2 separate regions of the Homo sapiens genome follow, and region 1 is linked to region 2. Evidence: read pairs that join two places in POLR2A ChIA-PET (ENCODE). Cell type or tissue: MCF 10A. All regions are shown on one strand.

Region 1 (2,500 bases), 55 kb before region 2:
AACTCACTGTGGCTTAGCTCACTGCTCCTCAAACTATCTGTGGCTAATGACAGGTTTTTTCTTTTTAAACATTTAATCCATTATGGCCTGTTATTTCCAGATACAATGAAAATAAACTAGAAATATGATCACACACTTGAATGTGTGGCAATATCAAATGGTTCTACAAGTTTCCAACACTTACTCTCTCTCACTTGCTATAATCATGGGATTACAGCCCAGTCCCTGCCTGTGGCCCACACTTTGAGTAGCACTGCTCAGGTTCTCACGATCCTGAGAAATAAATGCTCAACTCATGGAGAAATCCTAGATAAGTCACCCTGGTGTGGACCTCAGGGTTAGAGCCAGTCCAGTGGTTCCTACCAAACAGAAGCATGCATTGATGGCAAGACACCACACTCCTGGGGAGGCTGGTCAAGAGAAGAGCTTATAATTAGGCTGGGAACAATTCATCTAAATGCAAAGTTGGACAATCTGATGATCTGGTCAAAGATGATCATGTTCCAGCCTCTAGTTTTTTTAAGAACTAGTAATTTCAAAGTCCCATGGGACTGCTTTTGCAACCCTTTAAATATCTCTCAATATTCTTGTAATTTTCAAGAATTTAGGTGCTTTTCATTACCTTTTCCTGCCTTTTGAATTCTAATTATTTTTCAGCAAATTAATTAGAACATTTCAGGAGGGCAATCATCTCACATTACACGAGGTTAACCTCACATACGCCATTTCCCTTCTGTGAGCCTCAACTTCTTCATCTGTAAAATGGAGAGACTTCCACCAACCTTGCAGGGCTGAGGAAAAGACTCCTGAAAGAACCTGGGCCATGCAGGAGGCACGCGGCAGATAGTGAGTCCAAAGCACGGCCATTGGGATAAATGCTTGAGGGAATGGATACCCCATTCTCTGTGATGTGCTTATTTCACATTGCATGCCTGTATTCAAACATCTCATGTACCCCATGCATATATACACCTACTACGTACCCACAAAAATTAAAACAAAGCACGGCCGTTTGTGCAGCTTTGCATTTCCATGTTCTGGGACTTCTCTCTTGTCTTAAATCACTTTCCTCTGCACAAGAGTGGCATGGCCCACACAGGACGAGCTCCCTGCCTCCTCTCCCCAGAGCCAATCTAGATAGAAACACGGCGACGCAGCTGTTGTCACACGCACCCATGCCAGAGGCTGCAGACGATGGCTAGACCTCTACAAAGAGGCATTTTCCAAGTGATCCTGTGACCCCACGCAGAATGATGGTCCCCGCCTAGATATCAGAGCGTTCCTCACACTGCACCGAGCTGGCCCATCTCTTCCTCAGTTTGCACTCCCTGAGTGACCTGTCTTATTCACCTCGACATTCCTGGCACAAGGCAGAAACTGCGAATGCAGGAAAAAGCAGGCTCCAGGCCCTGTTTGTGTGAGAACAATGGAAACGTTCCTCCCTGTGCCTGGAACTGAGCCAAGATTACCAGGTGTCCCGGCTACACTTCTCCGCTGAGTTTGGCCACCTGTGGCCACACAGCCTGCCAGGAGCATCGAGCAAGCCCACGTGGGTAAGGCAGCAGTGAGAGCAGAATGTGCAGGGCCTCAGAAGAGAGGGCTCACAGGAAGGGGAGCTTTTGACACGTAGGGCTAGAGGTGGTCTGTTGGATCCACTTGGGCAAGGACATCCTCACTGAGGAGTCCCTGTATGAGAAGACATCAGAGGACAGCCTGTTGGATCTGATTCCTCGGCCATATGCCCAGGGCTGGGGGTAGGAGGGCAGGCAAAGAACTGAAATCACTGTGTTCAAGGGTGTCTGGAAATTACAAGTTCAGAGCTGAGACGCAGGCAGGCCTTAGGGGCTGTGAGCTCCCAGTACAAGCACATGTCTGCCCACCTTCGTCCCCTGGTGCCAGGCACTGTACTGCTGCTGATCATATGCGCTTAACTCCCAGAGCCCTGCAGGTGGGTCTGATAATCCCCCTTTGCAGGTGAGGCAGCTGAAGTTCAGGGAGGCTCTAACTCACCTGAGGATGCACTGTTCTCAAATGGCTGGGATGAAAATGGAACCCTGAAGGTGACTTCTTTTCCTTTAGAAAGAGAGGGATCAACATGCATTTTAGGTAAATAAGCTTTCTTTCCGAATTCTCTTCCACTGGGGAAAGAGAAGCTTTACAGGATACTTCAGGCATTTTGCATAGGTTAGGACATTGCAGTATTCCAGTTACCCTCAAGAGTAGTTGCTGTCCTCTCCACTTTATAGGTTAAGAAACTAATGCTCAGAGAGGTTCACAAACTTGTCCAAGGCCACACAGTGAGTAATTGGTGCTCTGAACTGAAGTCTGATTTGAAACTCATATCCTTCTTCCACACCAGCACTACGCAAATTAAAATCCCCCAAGCTGGGATGCACACAGGAGACCTCCAAAAGGTTGCCTAGCTCTATTCCCAGGATAGAAGGAGGAACAGTGAGGTTGGAGGCAGCCTTGAGACCTGTCCCTGAGATTTATCCTCCTA
Region 2 (2,500 bases):
ACGGAATCCAGCCAACTGTGCACTGACATTTCTATCTGCTTCAATACGCATTACTCACATAACAGATCTACAACTGAACTCTTATTCCCTCCCTGCAAAAACCTGCTTCTCCCCCATCAACATGGTCTTGGTAAGTGCTACCTACTTTTCTACTTGCTTAGACCAAAAATCTGGAATCAGTCTTGGTTCTTCTCCTCTTACCTCACAACCAATCCACCAATAAATCTTGTTTACTATCTTCAGAACAGATATAGAATCCAATCAATTTTCACCGGCTCACACGCTGCCTCCTTATCCAAGTCATGGCCATCTCTCCTTTGAACTGATATCAGGGCTCCTATCTGGTCTCCCAGCTTCCACCCTTGTCACTTTGCAGTCTGTCCCCATACAGCAACCAGAGCAGTCCTCCTCAAGTCAGATCATGTCACTCACTCGTAGCTCACATCGTTTCATGTCTGCCTGTGGCACTCAGAAGTCAGAATCACAGGATGTGGCTAGGCCTTAGGACCCTATATGATCTCAACCTACAGTTTCCCTTTTGTCCTCAGCTCCCACCACCCCCTCCTCTCACACTCCAGCTGTACTAGCTTCACTGAGCCCACACATGGGCTTTTCACTCGCTTTGTCTTCTGTCTAGAACACTCTTCCTCTAAAAATATATATATTGCTATTTTCTAATACAAAAAAAAAAAAAAAGAAATCTATTGCAGAAAATACACGGGCCTAGTTTTATTTTTCTTCATATTCAACTCTAGTTTTCCAAATAGCATTTTAAACATTTGTAAATATTTCCAGCATCTACTTTTATATTTTCCCATTGTAATTTTTTTGTTTTTAATCTAGTAGCTTTACAACATTTTTTGGCAACATTTCATTATAATACTTTTCAGATATATAGAGAAGCTGCAAGACATCCAAATACTCCCCACCTAGATTCTATGATTAGATTTTGTTCTCCTTGCTTTAGCATGTATCTATTCACATCCGTCTATCCTTCTACTCACTAGTCAATTTATCTTATTTTGTGGTGCATTTCAATTAAATAGCAGAATCAATACATTTCCTCCCAAATATTTCAGCATGTATCTCATTGACTAGAGTTCAATATTTGCTCAAGGTTTTGTTTTGGTTTTGTTTGGTTTTTAGAGACAGGGTCTTGCTCTGTAGCCCAGGCTGGAGTACAGTGCCACAATCACGGCTCACTGCAGCCTCGAACTCCTGGGCCCTAGTGATCCTCCCACCTCAACCTCCCTAGTAGCTGGGACTATAGATACACACCACCACACCTGGCTAATTACAAAAAAATGTTGTAGAGAGAGGGTCTCCCTATGTTGCCTAGGCTGGTGGGCCCTCAAGCGATCATCCTGCCTCAGCCTCCCAAAGTGCTGCTGGGATTATAGACATGAGCCACTGTGTCTGGCCCAGGTTTAAGGTAAAATGTATATAAAATGAAATCCACATACTCTTTTTTCCTACTGCCTGTATAACTGCAGAAAGGTGCACATATCTTAAACATATCATTTGATGTGAAAAATTACAATATATTTTCTTTTTATAGCCTCGGTTTTCTCCCTGTGAATGGTCATTCTTCTAACTGACCCTGTAAATTCTTGTCCCTTGGGCTCTGGTGCTGGTACCCTGGTGTTTTCTTTTAATAGCACAGAGCTCCTAGTCGAGGGGTAAGGCCTGGATCTGGCCAGCGATCTTCTTCTGGAGAACAAAAGACACAGGGTCTTCCAAGACCCAAAAAGGGGTGTCAGATAAATCTCACATTTCTTTAGGAGAAAGAGGGGAGGCTTCTGAGATGGGCTGAGTCAACATATATTCAAAGCTAAAAAATGTAGGGCCAGTTGTAACCTACATGTGGGGAAAAAGGCAGAGCTAAAATATATAAATAATATAACATCCGGAAATAGAGCAGTTCATTTCTGCCATTTTCTCTTTTTTAGTTGCTTAGTAACTGTTAAAGCCTATCAGTTCAGTCATGTAGGGGTCCCCGCACTGCAATAATAATAGCTAACACTCTTTACTACATGCCAGGCCTGTTATAAGGCTGTATTCACAACAACGAACATCCATCATCCATGTCTTACAGCTGTAGCTATTCAGTGGTGAAGCTAGGATTCAAATCCCGGTATCTGGTTCAGAGACCATGATTTTAACCATTGCACCATAGAGATGACAGCAGATAGTGAGGGAGAGGACAATGGCATCCACCACCTAGACTTTCCTAGCCCAGAGAACTCCAGGCAGGACTGCAAGCAGTGCTGTCAATCTACCCAATGACAAACATTTCCACTCAGCAGGTGCCATGGCCGGGGGCCACTTGAGGTCAGTAAAGGTGTCTATTAAGTGTCTTCCATATTATTGCCAGACCTGCTTGAAGTATATTCACTCATTTAACCCTTGCAGGAACTCCTAAGAAAATGGCATTGCTGCTCACATTTTGCAGTTGAGGAATTGAGGTCCAGAGGCAAAATGATGTAACATAGCCAGCATG

What was found. ChIA-PET counts read pairs that join two places held together with the same protein. Peaks named below come from ENCODE experiments on the same cell type or tissue, not always from the same donor. Only the 100,000 strongest peaks of a DNase experiment are listed, where the experiment ranks them.
Region 1: POLR2A ChIA-PET joins it to region 2 with 5 read pairs; 3 of 35 experiments call an interaction of 5 or more read pairs at or near these places.

Annotation. Positions count from the first base shown.
Region 1 is chr11:12,248,757-12,251,256 of GRCh38, reverse strand. MICAL2 (microtubule associated monooxygenase, calponin and LIM domain containing 2) reads right to left here. Exons shown (of 28, transcript NM_001282663.2): 22 at 2,011-2,073. Among named protein-coding and RNA genes, the nearest start is that of MIR6124, 86 kb to the right of the region's middle. In MCF 10A, no CTCF peak of the experiment used is centred here; a DNase peak (open chromatin) is centred at 1,446.
Region 2 is chr11:12,193,902-12,196,401 of GRCh38, reverse strand. The region is part of intron 3 of MICAL2 (microtubule associated monooxygenase, calponin and LIM domain containing 2); the gene reads right to left. Among named protein-coding and RNA genes, the nearest start is that of MIR6124, 31 kb to the right of the region's middle. In MCF 10A, no CTCF peak of the experiment used is centred here; no DNase peak of the experiment used is centred here.